Regions from separate parts of the Homo sapiens genome. Here region 2 is linked to region 1. A link is an interaction called in ENCODE POLR2A ChIA-PET data of the cell type or tissue named here. Cell type or tissue: IMR-90. All regions are shown on one strand. Each heading gives the region's core, and the rest is flanking DNA. Links, peaks and the distances in the headings are about the cores only.

Region 1 (8,049 bases), core at 2,038-7,037:
ATTGTCACCTCAAATATTTATGCTCCATTCTTTTTTCTTCTTCTAGTATTTTAATTGTTTGCACATTGCACCTTTTGAAATTGTTGCTAGAGTTCTTGGATGTTCTCTTCTGTTTTATTTAGTCTTTTCTCTCTTTGCATTTCAGTTTGGGAAGTTTCTAGTGATATACCTTCAAGCTCATTGATTCTTTTCTCAGTCTATTAACAAGCCCATTAAAGGTATTTTTTATTACTCTCATATTGTTTTTAAATTCTAGAATTTGCTTTTGATTATTTCTTAGCAATTCTGTCTCCTGATGTCTAGAGTATTAATGTGCTTATCAAAGAAATTAATATCTAACATTTCCCTTTGTTTCTTTCTTAGGGTTTTTTCTCTTTGCTTACTTTACTCAACTGTTCTTGAATGCTGTCTACTTTTTTCCCATTGAGCCCTTGATGCATTAATTATAATTATTTTAAATCCCTGCCTGATAAGTCCAACATCTGTGTCATGTCTGAGTCTGTTTCTGTTGTTTACTACGCCTCTTAAGACTGTTTTTCCTTTTTTTTTTTTCTTGGTTTGGAATGCCTTATCCTTTTTTCTTGGAAGCTGGACATGTTGCATCGGGTAACAGGAACTGAGATAACTGGGCCTTCAGTGTGATGATTTATATGAATATGGCTGGTAACTGTGCTGTGTTTATTGTTTGCTGTAGCTGTAGGACTGGAGGTTTTAACTTTCTCTAGTGTCCTTGATTTGGTATTTTTCTTGACTTGTGTCTCTGGGCTGTGATCTTCCCAAGTATTTTTCCATGGTTCCCTTCCCTAGTGAGACAGGAAAGCTAGAGAGGACTAGTTGGGGACAGATGTCTTCCTGGCTTGAATAAGGTTCTGGTAAATTCTTTTTCTCTAGGCCTTTTCTGTGGAGACTTCTCTGGGTGATTATTCTTTCCTTTTACTTGGGTCTAAAAAAATGTTCACTTTAAGTTTATTCAGCTTTTTCATATGATTACAGAAAGTGTTTCCTATCCTCATACCTAATCACTAAACTAATAGGGCTCTGGTATATTACCAGTGCAAGATTCAAACTCTATCTAATCAGGGTCTTTGCCCAATTAAAAAATTGGTTTATTTGTTTTCTTGATGTTGAGTTCCTTGTATATTTTGGATAATAACCCTTTATCAGATACATGGTTTGAAAATATTTTCTCCCATTCTGCAGGTTTCTTTTTTGTGTTGGTTATTTCATTTTCTGTGTAGATTCCTTTCATTTTGGCCTACTTGTTTGCAGCTTCCACACACTGCACCTCCCTGTTACATCTCTTCTATGCTCAACTGGGTTTAGGAAGAACTACTTGGGATATTCAGGTATTGTATTTGAACTATAAGTCTATAGATACCAATCTGAAGCTGTGAGGGAGAATTTGTTACTATACGACTGTAAACAAGTAAACAACCTATTTGTACTTGACGTAGTGCCTATGACATGACCGATTTAATACAAAACTATGGAACACGCAAGATTATTTTTTGAGATGTTAAATATGACTTCACAAACTTACCTAACCTTTTGCTAATGCATGTAGTACCAAAAAGAAAAGATGGTTTTAGCTTCCTTTACTCAAAATATGAACATTAAGTATTGCGAATTTCTCTGCCAAGTGGTTCAGAAATACAGAATAACCCAGTTAAAAAAAGAAATTGTAAACCATCTTGGTCAGTCTACTCTATTCTATGTTTATATGTTATTTTCTCAAGCAATCACTTCATAATTATGGAGTTTACAAAATGATGAGAAAGAAGAGGGAAGGCAAAATAGCCTCTACTGCATTACAAGGAACATCAGCATAAACTGTACAAAGAATCACATCATTTCCATACCATGAACGTAGAAAGCAGACCAAGTTTACAAATGATAGGACAATGCGTTCTCTGCAATAGCCAAATACAACAAAACACTTTGAAAGTAAAGGTGAAAATTGTATAAAGAGAAAATACAAGCCTTTTAAATAGCATTATGCCAAGAGGTGAAAAGAAAAAATTCATCTCTTGGTATATTACAATTTCTTTATCTATTGATCGGCTCTTAGGTAGTTTACACATCTTGGTTACTGTGAATAATGCTGCAATGAACATGGTGGTATAGATGCTGATTTTACATGATAAAATATCTTTTTATCTTTAAAATATTTATATAAAAGATATTTTAATATATAATATATTATAAAATTATAAACTATAAATATACTATAAACTTATATGGTAATATTTATATAAAAGATAACATCTTATAACTTAACTTCAAAAATGCTGATTTTATTTCCTTTAGATATATACCCAGAAGTGGGATTGCTGGAGTAGTTCTATTTTTAATTTTTTGAGAAACCTCCATACTGTTTTCCATAATGGCTATACCAAGTTACAATTTCACCAACAGTGTACAAGGTTCCCTTTTCTCCATACTCTCACCAACACTCGTTATCTCTTTTTCTTTTAATAATAACCATCCTAACAGGTGTGAGGTGATATCTTATTGTGGTTTTGGTTTTCATTTCTCTGATGATTCATGATGATGAGCACCTCTTTGTATGCCTGTTGGCCGTTTGTGTGTCTTCTTTGGAAAAATGTCTATTCAGATTCTTTGCTCATTTAAAAAATTTGGTTGTTTTCTTCCTGTTGAGTTCCTTGTATATTTTGGATAATAACCTTTTATCAGATACACGGTTTGCAAATATTTTTCTCCCATTATGTAGGTCGCTTTTTTATTTGGGGGATTATTTCATTTTCTGTGCAGATTACTTTCATTTTTTAACTATTCACAATGATGCTTAATACTTACATAATAGGTAAGAATGTTAAGAAGATGTTTTAAATGTACCAGATACAACACAAAGAAGAATTTAGATTGATACACCAATGACATAAATGCTTTTATATTATTTACCAGCCTCCAGGCACTATGCTAAATCTTTTCACCTAATTCATTTGCTCTTCATAATAACCTTATGAAGTAGTTACTACTTTTATTCTTATTTTATGTGATGAGGAAACCAAGAGAGGTTAAGTAATTTTCCTTTGGTCTCATAGCTGTTAAATGACAGAGCTGGAAGTTGAACTCCATTAAACTGGCTCTAAAACCTGCTTGGTTAAACATTGCAATATGCAGTCTCACTTTTTTGTTAGCTAAACAATTTTATAAATGCACAAATCTGTGAACATGATACAGATACCAGTGTAGGCTCATGATCTCTCTGAAAGTCCTAATAATACAGCAGATAAATTTGACTGGGAAATTTTGATGAGCATTGGGTTTTCTATAGCTTTAAACAATCTACTTACACTCCTCAGATTGAAGATAGATATATTAAAACTGCCTACAAAATAATAATACATGGAAGTGAGGAAATCATGAACTGAGAAAAAAATAAGGTGAACTGAGAGTTCAGTTAGCAATCATGCTGCACACCTGCTGGGCTGTGAGGTCAGAATCTGAGGCTAGCGAGGCATCCTGAGAACGGCCCCTCGATTGCTGTGCTCTAGGCATCTGGGAGACTGTTTTCAGAAGAGATGGATCATGGACTTGTCTGGGGTTGGGTTTCATAGCAGTAAATATAAAAAAAGGAAACGTGATGAATTTCACAACTTACATCGCCTGTAGGATGAAAAGCAAAGCTAATAACTTATGAGAAATACATCTATTGTTGGAGCTAGAAATGAAAAAAAAAAAAAAAACATTCTCCAGTGGTTGCTCACAGAGAGACCTTTGTGCCTATCATGAAAAATATTCTCAACAACATCTGAGTGGCAAAAAAATAGGAATGTCATAAGACAAGGCTCGTGGCATGACAGCTAAAAGTAATCCAGCAAAAGTACTGACCTCATGTGAGGTCTCCAGGCACGATATTCCCATGATCCAGGCTTGTCCTTTCTTGACTCTTTACTCCTAGGTCCCTTCTATAAGCATAAGGAGCTTAAATTTTTTTGACTCATTTGTTTATTTTATTTAGCATGCCCAAATGTAGTCAGTAATTAGGATGCGTGTGTGTGTGTGTGTGTGTGTTTGTGGTCGGGGAGGGAAAAGAAACCAGGACTTAATAATCAGTTCTAATGTATCTACAATTTATATAATGTGAGACACTTCTGCAGGATCTGCATTTCTGTTTTGCATAAACACAAAATTAGGTCTAGCGATATTAGGAAATATATAATTATTAGGAGTGTAGTGGTGGTGAGAGCCTTAGAAAGCTAGAAAAAGTGGCAAACTAACGTTGGCCTGGATTGACCCTTGCTGTATGGTAAGCTCCAAAGGAAATAATTGAACACATTTTTTCAGTCATTTATTTATTTCATGATCAGTCATATTTGGTATCATGACAGATGGTGGCAGAGTTCTGCTGAAATAGAGTCAGCTTTGAATAAGACAGTGTGTGAAAACTCAGTAGCTCTTCCTACAATAAATTCATTAATATTCAGCAATTGCCTTTATCTTGTGCTTGAATGTGTTCGTGTTTGGGGTTCGAGCCTCATTACAGATATGAACACTTCTATAAAGCAGCACCAGTTTAAGCTGTGATAAAGGAATTTAAATGCTATCCACACTATTCAGTAAGGGCCTAGAATAATATTCTTTGAGAAAAATTGCTTTCTCCCACATTACAGTTGTATTTTAAATTGGAGTTTATCTTTTTCTGTGTAGTCTAATTATTTTTATTATTTTATAATTAAAATGACAGTTAGATTAAAAAATTTTAGTAGAATTACTACCCTAAAGTTACCAGTTTTCAGCTTCTGTAAGTCTCTGTTCCCTAGTTTGATTTCCACTTTGGAAGGGCAATGCCATAGTTTTGGAAAGAGGAGACATATTTTATGTGATTATAGAGAATGAGTATTTTTATTCTTTCTTTTTTTGAGATGGAGTCTTATTCTGTTGCCCAGGCTGGAGTGCAGTAATGTGATCTCAGCTCACTGCAACCTCCGCCTCCCGGGTTCAAGCGATTCTCCTGCCTCAGCCTCCGGAGTAGCTGGGATTACAGGCACCTGCCAACACGCTCGGCTACTGTTTTTTTTTTTTTTTTTTTGTATTCTTAGTAGAGATTGGGTTTCACCATGTTGGCCAGGCTAATCTTGAACTCCTGACCTGAGGTGATCCACTCACCTTGGCCTCCTAAAGTGCTGGGATTACAGGTGTGAGCTACCACACCCAGTCCTCTCCATTCTTTAGAAATAATAAAAGGGATATGGTTTGGCTATCATCTGGAATGAGATTTGGCTCCACTCAAATCTCATCCGGAATTGTAATCACCATGTGTCAGGGGTGGGGCCTGGTGGTAGGTGATTGGGTCAAGTGGCAAACTTCCCCCTTGCTGTTCTCATGATAGTGAGTGAGTTCTCATGAGCTGTTTTTTTTAGTGTGTGGCACTTCCCAGTTTCCTCTCTCTTTCTCTAGTGGTCTGCCATGGTAAGAAGTGCTGGCTTCCCCTTTGCCTTTCGCCATGATTGCAAGTTTCCTGAAGGCTTCCAGTCATGCTTCCTGTTATGTCTGCAGAACTGTGAGTCAATTAAACATTTTTACTTTATAAATTACCCAGTCTTGGGTAGTTCTTTATAGCAGTGTAGAAACGGACTAATAAAACATGTACGTTTAATGTCTCCCAAGTACGGGATTTTTTTCTTTTTGTTATTCTTCATGTCACATTTGGTTGCTATAGGTAGGAGTGTGAATCACATAATGGATTTGTTCTACTATCCAAATCTTATACCTTTAGACTATGAGCCTTGCAAGGGGGTGAAACATTTTATTGCAGTAACCATCAGCACAACAAAATTCTGAATTGCAGATCATTGTTTTATTGGAAACACCTGACTCATTGATTTTGATTGATTTTAAATCTCCTCTCAGAATCAACTGAAGTCCTAAATCCTCTACACATTCTTACTTAACTCCTTTCCCTTTGATTAAATGCTTTAATCTCCCATTCTTACGGCATCTCTCAATTTCTACACTGGATTATAGTTACCAGTGCCTAGGTCTCACTGTTCCTATTGGATTGTTTTCCTTTCAAAGGCAAAATAAATGGCTGATTCAACTCTAACTTTCTCAAAGATCTAGCTAAGTATCCCCTAAAAAGTTAGTGTTCAATGGATATTTGTTGAGAGAATATGTAAGAGTTGACCAATGTAGATAATGTAAGATAATGGATGAGAAAAAGGGATTCAGCTATTAATGGAGTATCTGTTGGAGAATTGGCTTAATATCATACATGGTGTATGGCGGAAACTACTGAAACACACCATAGGTGACCCAGATGTCAGTTGTCCTTTCATTATCCTCTTGAAACTATCTGTCTATGTTCTCTGCTATTCTAATAAGAGAGAAGCAAGCATTGGTCAGCATAGAATCTACTGAAGATCTGCTAGGAAAAGCAGAGGAGTGAGTTGTCTCATAAAAAAATTTAGAACTTAGAAAAGTTCATATAGTGGCCTTTTTTGTTGTTGTTGTTCCTGGGTTCTTTTTGTCTCTTTTCCTTTCCTTCCATAAAGCACTCAGATTTCCCTAAATGTAATCTCCTGCTCTCAAATATTTCTCAAATTTTACAAATCCCTCATCTTCGTTATATGTAGAATTTGCCTCTCCTAACTTATTACAATGCTTGCAAAATGCCCTGTGGTTAGCACCCTCCAACCTCCTTAAAACGTATTGGGGAATTACATTCATTCAATAATTCAATATCACCTTTGTTTTTATTTTTTTCCATAAGTTATTGGGGGTACAGGGGGTATTTGGTTTAAGAGTAAATTCTTTAGTAGTGATTTGTGAGATCCTGGTGCATCCATCACCTGATCAGTATACACTGCACCATATATGTTGTCTTTTATCCCTCACCCCACCTTCCAATCTTCAACCCCAAGTCCCCAAAGTCCACTGTATCATTCTTATGTCTTTTTGTTCTCATAGCTTAGCTCCCACATGTCAGTGAGAACATATGTTGTTTGGTTTTCCATTCCTGAGTTACAAAGCCACCTTTATTTAAATAATTAAATGTTGTTAATAATTAATGCATTAACAAAAATTAATATTATCAGATAATATGACTGTCCTAGATATGGCAGATGGAGAAGTTCTGTCGTATGCACAGAATCATAGCCATTTCTTTGTTTGGGAAAGTTACAACAACTAAGCCCTAGAACAATACGAGTTATAGCCCATCTCAGGAGTCTTTCACTTTTGTGGGCCTAACTGGAAATAATTAGGGAGTTCCTGAATATGTATGGATCATCATTTTAGGCTGCTCAAACATGCCTCCATGTGTTTGCTGATGGCCAATGGGAAAAAGTTGCCCAAATGTTGCTCAAGGAGAATAGAGAATGTAGTGAACCCTCTAAAGCTATTTTAAGTAGGATTTCATGGGGCAAGATTGAGAAAATTTTATTGTTGTTTTCAGTATTCCTGGGGCTCTCCTCTTTTCATACTTTTGTGATAAAATACCCCCACCCTTCTACTTACTGCTGAAATCAATTTAATGACTCTAAAGACAATTGAATTAGTATTAACTTGTATAATACTTTGTTAATTTGATGACTATTCAGAACTAGTGATTTGAACACTATTCAGAATTAATGATTAAACAGACATAATAATTATTTTAATAAGCAGAGCTGAGCTCTCCATTTCTCAGAAGGTTTCTCTTGGTGCAGATGTGCAGAGATTCTACTTTGGTTTCCAACAGACTCTTGTCTTCCCACTAGAAGCTGTGGATGAGCCTGTTTTATGGCCAAGTCTGCCTTTCTCCTTCAGCTTTTCTTGCCTTAATTCTTATACCTAGACAATTTTAGACCATCAAGATGTGAATTTCCTTAGCCTTAACCTGGAAGAATGAAAAAGATCCCAGTTGGCTTTACTCAGGGAACTGACCATGTGGTTGTAATAGAGATTGGTCGATGAAGTTCCTTGCACATTATCTGAATCAAAAGCAGCCAAAGGGATGAACCAAGAGTTTCCACTGCTGGAAAACTCTTTCTATGAGTCTAGTTACTACAGGGATCCCCTTGGCTTTATTTTAGGAAATGATCC
Region 2 (7,935 bases), core at 1,573-6,572, 640 kb before region 1:
GTTTAGGAAACCAGGGTGGGCTTCTCCACAAAGGTCTAGATAACTTGGACCATGAGGGCGATGCAACCTTTATCTGTTTGGAGTAGATAAGCTCCATGAGATACGTGGCAGTGAGAAGCCATCTGGAGAAATGCACAAACAAGCAGGAGCCCTTGCTCTCTGCACCCCAGAGCTGAGAAATTCTTATGTGGGTCAGAGTTAGCCTAGAATTGTGGTGGCTGGGAAGCCAGTTTCTGTGATGTGAAAAACTGTCTGAGAAGTATGATGGTCATTTTAAAACCACGCCTGTTTCTGTATTTGATGGCATTTAACCCTGAGTCTAATTAACCACTTTTTGTGTGTTCTTTTAGGTCTGATTAACTCATTATCCCTCTCCCAAATCCTAATCTTGTTCCCCATTAGAGAAAGTGTGTGTGTGTGTGTGTATGTGTGTGCATGTGGATGAGTGCATGGATGTGTGTGCCTGCATGTGTTTGCATGAGTGTGTGCTTGTGTGTGCTAACCTACAGAGGCAGGAGACAATCCTGTGACTGAAAACTAACATCTTTTTTTTTTTTTTGAAGTTCAATGAGCTCCTTTTTTAAAAAATTTTTTGAAGTTCAATGAGCTCCTTTATTTATTTATTTTTTATTATACTTTAAGTTCTAGGGTACATGTGCACAATGTGTGGTCTCGTTACATAGGTATACATGTGCCATGCTGGCCCGCTGCACCCATCAACTCGGCATTTACATTAGGTATTTCTCCCAGTGCTATCCCTCCCCCATCCCTCACCCCATGACAGGCCCCAGTGTATGATGTTCCCCACCCTGTGTCCAAGTGTTCTCATTGTTCAATTTCCACCTATGAGTGAGAACATGCGGTGTTTGGTTTTCTGTCCTTGTGATAGTTTACTCAGAGTGATGGAAACCTAACATCTCTTACAAACAAGCCCATCCAGCCTCAGGAAGGCCAAGGAGTGTCTCAGACTGGTTTTACACCCTTGAAATGGCCTGCCTCAGTCTCAAACTGAACTAGAATTAAACTCAGAAATTATTTTAAAATGGTCTCTGCTACGGAGAGATATTCAATAACAACAAAAAATGAGTTATTCCTACATGCCTATTAATAGACATTAATTATTTATAAATTCTAGTAAAATAAAACATTTTATGAACAGAAAAAGAAAACTCCAGAACTAAATTTTTTAAACATCAATCCCAAGTTAGGAACCTAGAATTAGGCTCATCTTGGGTAACTGAAGATTTAGATAAGGGAAGAGGAATATGTTGCTCTCTGAACTTCATTGGAAGTATCTAAATATGTGCTTTGGCCAGATAAAAAGCTAGCAGAGAAAGGACTATATGGTTTTAAGACCATAAGGAACCCTACAGATTTAATTAAGTGTGGATGGGAGACTGTGTATGAGATGCATCCAGGATGACATCATAAATATCATGCATTTCCAGAACACGAGGGGTGTCTTCAGGATGGTAGATCTGACTTGCTCATGTCAGAGATGGGAAATGGAAGTTCAGAGAAGGTAAATGGTTTTCCTAAGAGCTAAGAGGCACAGAACCACACCCCAAATCTCCCGTTTTCTCTTCCAGGCATTTCATTCTGCTTAGAACCTTGCTTACCAAATCTGGAGTGGATACCGGTGTCTTACAAAGCTGCCCTTCTGCTACCTCGCTCTGGTGGGGAACGAGAGTAGGGCATGGGTTCTGAATCAGAAAGAGCTGAGGTTGAATACTGGCTTTGCCTCTTATTTTGTGTCCTAGGATAAGCTACTTTATTCACTGATCCTCAATTTTCTTATCTGTAAAATCTAGCTCATGGGTGTGTTCTGAGGACCAAATGAATTAAAGGATATGAGCACCTGGGTCAAAGCAATGAAAGGTAAGTGGTGCTGACTGTTACACTAATGACCCCCTTTCCAGGCTGCCCTTCTCAGAAATGCCCCCACTATCCCTCTGGTTAGTCACACAAGCCCAGACCCTAGAGTCTTCCTTGACACCTTCCTCTTCCACTCGTCCTGTCCCCAAATTCAATCCATCAAAACCTGTCATTTTAACCTGAACATTCCCAAATTTGTCCATTGTTCTCTATCTGTCCTGTCACCAACTATGTTTGAGTCACCTGTATCATGGGCCTAGACCAGTGCCTAAACCGCTGTGATGGTTAATGTAGGTGTGAACTAGACTGGCTTGAGGGATGACTAGATGGCTGGTGAAGCAGTGCTCCTGGGTGTTTCTGAAAGTTGCCAGAGACTGACCGACATTCAAGTCAGGCGACTGAGAGAGGAAGATGCGCCCCAATGTGGGTGGGCACCATCCAGTGGATTGCCAGTATGGCTAGAACAGGGCAGACGGTAGAAGGGTACCCAGCCTGCTGAGTCTTCTTGCTCTTCCTCTCTCCTCCTGTGCGGGATGCTTGCTTCCTCTCCTCCTGCCTTTGAATATGATGAGCCAGCCAAGTAAAACGGGCTCCTAGAGAATCTCCAACTGACCTGTGCAATGGGAGGATGGGGTGGGGTCTCGGGAAGTTCCAGCCATTTGCAGGGGGGAGGAGCCTGGCCCCTCCTGTTCCTGGGTGGTGACCTGGGATTCAATTGGTGAGATGGGGGCCTGTTAACAGGAACCATCTTGCTTTGCTGAGTTTTTTCCTTTTTTCACCCAATAAATTCTGCTTTTCTCACCCTTCTATGTGTCCATAAGCCTTATCTTTCCTGGTTGTGTGACAAGAACCTAGTTTTTAGCTGAACTGAGGAGAAAGTCCTACAACAATGAGACTGCAGTTTCTTCAGCTCTTGGACACTGGGACTTTCAGCAGTGGCCTCTTGGGGGCTCTTGGGCCTTGGGCCTCAGACTGACGGCTGCGCTGCAGGTTTCCTTTGTTTTGAGGCTTTTGGACTGGGAATGAGCCACACGAATAGCTTCTTTCTTTCCCCAGCCCGCAGATGGCCTATCATAGGACTTTGCTTGTAATCACTTAGCTGATTCTCCATAATAAACTCTTTTTTATACATACCTACATCCTATTGGTTTCTGTCCCTCTGAAGAACTCTAACACAACCCTAAACCATTTCCCCACACTCGCTCCTGTCTTCCTACCAGCCATTCTCCACACAGTAGCTGGGAGAGCTTTTCAAAAACAAACATCTCTCCTTGCTTCATGTCCTCTAGCTCTTGGCTCAAACACAACTTCTCCAGGGAAGTGACTGTGTCCTCTGATCACCCCCAGTGAGGGTCCTTTGCCTGAAGCTCTCACAGGATCCCCTCCCTTCACAGCACATGATGCCATGGTTAGTGATTACTCGTGAATCTAATCATTTTGACAGCGTGCATTCTCACTGCGTTGTGAGCTCCATGGGGGCAAGGACAGTGAGGGTTTATGTCCACATTCTATGCCTGGGGATGAACAAATAAATGAACAAATGCAGGAATGGAAGGAGGTGTAGAGTGCTAAATATTGCCTTCATTATACAGATGTAAAGACTGAGGCTCGACGTAGGTGGGCAGTTTCTTGAGGTCTCACACCAGAAAACGGTATGGTCCATATGTCCAGGGGTCAGATCCAAGCCCAGCACTCTTCATATTCCGCCAGTTTGCTTTGGACACCAGTACACACATGTTTCCCTTTACCATCCAACCTTTCTCTACTCCAACTAGTGGCTTGGCAAAAAATTAGAGATTTTTAATGGGGGGCTAGCAGGCTATAGGAAGGGTTGTAATTGGTACATGGAGAAAAAAGAGTACAAATTGAATATTTGAATTTTAAAAAAAAGATGATCATGAAAAGGCACAAAATGTGTTGCTGTTTAGTCCAAGTGTAACAGCGTTCTAGAATTGTTTCTATGGATCTGAAGACAGATTAAGGGCAAGTGACTTGGCAAAAGGCCTAGACCTGTTTTCAGATAATTATCTCACAGTAGAAAAAAATAAGGGCAGTACAAGCTCCAGTGAGGACACTACACCAACATGACAGATCTAAATGGAACATACTTCTATGAGTCATTTATAGCTTTAAATACTATAGAGAAAAGAATGCATAAAACATGCCCAAACAGCCTCTTTTTGATGTGGTGAACTCTTTTAAAACCACATTGTTCAAATTTACGTTAAAATGCAAACTCTTCATGTTTACAATGGTACTATTGGAGGAACTCAATATAAAAGTACAACTGTTACATTCCAAAGACAAGACTTAGAACAATAGGCCAATTCCCAGTGTGAATTTATGAGCTGCTAAACCTCAAAAGATTTCTTCAATTAGCAATGAAGACTCTTGACATATTTGCAGCCTGATATAGGGGCTGCTCTTTATATAATTTGGGGTGTATCAGAACTTTTCCTTACTTTTATTTACCTCGGATGACAACTATTATGCTTCTCCCTGTGCAGCGTTTGATCCTGCTAATTATGCTACAGGGCCAGGATGGTGTTTCACGGTTCACCATTGCTCCTGGGGCAGGCTACAAATTATACATAATGCACTGCATTGTAATTGCTGCATTGTGAACTTTGCTCGCCTTTCCAACACAAAATACCGACATCTAAGTTGTTTTATTATTAAAAACCATAAGGGATTCTTTTGGATTATAAACATCTGAAGACGTAACATTCTCATGAATTCCAGCCGGCTATTTCGGACACTCAGTGGGGCAGACAAGGCTGAAAAGCAAAGCAAATACACTTCATATTTGTGTTTACAGAAAAAAAGGAGGCGGCAGTCATGAAGGCAAGACTGTGTTAAATGCAAAACTAAAGGGAGGGGGAGCTTGCCGAAGGGGAGACACAAACTGAACTGGGAAACCAGAGACGCGAGACATCCAATGATGCTCCTTGACTTCTCTGGGCCTCAAGTTCCTCATTTCCAGAACAAAGGCACAGAAACAAATGACCAAAAAGATCCCTTTTTCCATGAAGACAGGCATTCATGAGAGCAGTGGCTTGTTTCTGAGTCTCACTTGTGAGGCCAGCCTTATCCCAGCCTGAAGGGTAAACCAGGAACCCGAGTCTTGTGCCAGACAAGAGGCCTCTGCCATCCACCCTGTTTGTTTGGGGCCTCTAAGAAATAGATAATGGCTCTTTCAATGGGAGGAGGGGGTCAAAATAAATGAAGCCTCAGTTTTATATATAAAATGCCACCAAGTGGGGAAAAATATCAGAGCAGTATTGTGGTCACTGAAATTTATCACTGCCCTTGTGACCCAGGGCCAAGAGGCCTCACTCCAGACACCTACCCGATAGGCCCAAGTCATAGTACCTTGTGCCTGCAGCACTTAGAAGCCACACCCAGGCCCCGTTAAGGTACTCCTAACCCTCCCTTCTCTCCTCCTCTCAAAATGAGACAATAGCCTGATGTGTGAAGTTGGACTGGGGTCTCTTCTCTTCCTCTAAGTGTTCTAGATGAGCTTAAGGTAGCAGCAGCACCACACGGAACTGTGTGCATTCTTCATCAGTATACGGTGGTGAGTCTCCTACACAGTGAAGATGGGATAGTCAAAGAAGAGGAAAAGGCAGGGGAGGGTTTCCAGGTAAGGAGGCGTGGGTAAAGCTCACACATTTTGATAATTTACAACAAATTGTTACTATATTGGGGTACTGCTCCTTTGATGTTGCTGCATGTCAAAGCAGCTGAAGCAGACGTCTCGACTTGGACTTGGGAAGTCACTGACTAGACATCCTCATTTCTCTTTGTCTAGTGGTGTCTCCAGGGGGGTGGGCATATCCAAGATCTAGTATGACCAGAGGACACAGACAAGGTGACAGAGGACTTAAGTGACAATGGACAAGAGCTCCACACCTGGACTGCCCCAGAAGCCCTGCTTGGCTGCTAAGTTTGGGCTGGCCTTGAGGGAAGAGCAGGCTGTGCTCTCACACCTTCCAAGTGTCCCTAGTACCAAAAACTTGGGGCTTTGTACCTCTGCTCCAATCCATACTGCACATAGTCTCCAAACCAAACAGCCAGGACTTGTGACCAGACAGGCCCTGCTATGCTAATGGGGGCAGGAGACCTATTTTCAACTGGAACCATGAGTGTGACTGTTCCCCAGATCTAGATACAGAACACAACAACCCTGGGGCCACTTACATTACTCCTGCAGCCAAATGCACTCAATCAGAACCCTCAGAGGGACAAGGTAATCTTGCCTGCTATCTATTGGTGACAATGAAATCTTGCTTTTGTGTATTATCTCTTTTCAAACATTTTCTAAATAATCTGTAGTTCCTAAGCATCATCATAACTTTTAATATGTCAGTACACAAGGCAATACTTAAGGAGTTTATGTACAAATCATTGTCGAAAATTCCAAGCCTAACAGATTTTAATGAGTTCCTTCTGCATGTAGAAATAAATGTATTTCCCTGCATTGGACAATAGTTTGACGCCATCTTTAAATCCAAGCAGATTCCCCTCTTCTGTACCAAACTGCCCATTTCATTAGGAGGGCTAATAAGGTTTTCTATCATCTGAGTAGGACTGGCCTGGCTTCTGGGTGGCCCGAGGGGGAAATAAGAATGAGGAAAATCAAGAAGTTGCTCCCTCTAGGAGTGGGGCCCTCCCTCACCCCATGGCCATTCTGAGGAAAGCAAACTGTCATTGAGTTCGGGCCTCCCTCACCTCCAGCTTTATTGAGGTCTAATTGACAAATAAAATTGTATAAGTTTAAGGTGTACAACGTGATGATTTTATATATGTATTTATAGATGTGTGTGTGTGTGTTTGTGTGTGTAGTGAAATGAGTACCACAATCAAGTTAATTACCTCAGGGGCATCGATTCCACCTTTTCTACATGGTCCTGTTATGAAGAGTTTCTCTTTATTCTCATTTATCATTCTGGGGCACCATATTAAATCTTGGGAGGCCCTAGGAGAGCTCAGATCTGAAAGATTTTATATTAGAAATGGAACTGCCAACTAAATGGAAGGAGGAGCTGGTGGTTTTAAAAACATAATTTCCTTGCTACCCACTAAGAGTCCCAGTTCTCTCCACGTACCAAGGAGTCACTGCTGCTGATTCACGTGTGGCCATCAGAGCAGTGGAACTAGGCCTCATCTGTGCCACAGGAGCACAGCCTGGAAGAGATACATGGCCTGAAAATGGTAATGGGAGCACCAAGATCTCCAGGATGTCCCTGAGCCACGCACTGGCGAGGTACCTGAAAAGAGTGATCTCCAATTATACGATGACACCGTGAGCACTGTATGGTTCACGACTCTCAGCACTGTACAGTTCACGACTCTCAGCCTGCAGGGAGTATCCACCCTGCTCTTGGGTGCGGGACACTAAAGAGGATCCTGGTGCCTGGAAATCTATACAAATCACTTCCACAGGTACCTTCCCATTTATTTTAGAACCAAACCAGAAGAATGTAATAACTAGATGTCTCTTTTGTACATCCTTGTTCAACGAAAAAGTGACTCTAAAGAAGTTAATACCTTGACAGTCAGGACTAAAAAGAGCAACACCCAGGCCGGGCACGGTGGCTCACGCCTGTAATCCCAGCACTTTGGGAGGCCAAGACCTGTGGATCATGAGGTCAGGAGATCGAAACCATCCTGGCTAACACGGTGAAACCCCGTCTCTACTAAAAATACAAAAAATTAGCCAGGCCCAGTGGTGGGCGCCTGTAATTCCAGCTACTCAGGAGGCTGAGGCAGAAGAATGGCGTGAACCCAGGGGGTGGAGCTTGCAATGAGCCGAGATCACACCACTGCACTCCAGCCTGGGCGACAGAGCGAGACTCTGTCTCAAAAATAAAATAAAATAAAATAAAATAAAAAAAGGGCAACACCCATACAACACTCTGGGCTCAAGTCCCTCTTCAGCGGAACCTTCCCACATTCTATGCACAGGGCAGAGAAGACTCAGAATGCTAATTATTTCTTTGAAGTGTTACACCGAGTGCTGTGCAAAAAGGAATCGCAGGTGAGACAAACGCCGGCCAT

The links. ChIA-PET counts read pairs that join two places held together with the same protein. Peaks named below come from ENCODE experiments on the same cell type or tissue, not always from the same donor. Only the 100,000 strongest peaks of a DNase experiment are listed, where the experiment ranks them.
Region 2: POLR2A ChIA-PET joins it to region 1 with 5 read pairs; 1 of 35 experiments calls an interaction of 5 or more read pairs at or near these places.

What each region holds. Positions count from the first base shown.
Region 1 is chr2:226,330,957-226,339,005 of GRCh38, reverse strand. No RefSeq gene overlaps it. Among named protein-coding and RNA genes, the nearest start is that of MIR5702, 320 kb to the left of the region's middle. In IMR-90, for the core only: no CTCF peak of the experiment used is centred there; a DNase peak (open chromatin) is centred at 3,975; H3K27ac peaks cover 255 bases.
Region 2 is chr2:226,974,060-226,981,994 of GRCh38, reverse strand. The region is part of intron 8 of RHBDD1 (rhomboid domain containing 1); the gene reads right to left. It also overlaps a transcript of COL4A4 not described here. Among named protein-coding and RNA genes, the nearest start is that of RHBDD1, 140 kb to the right of the region's middle. In IMR-90, for the core only: no CTCF peak of the experiment used is centred there; a DNase peak (open chromatin) is centred at 3,984.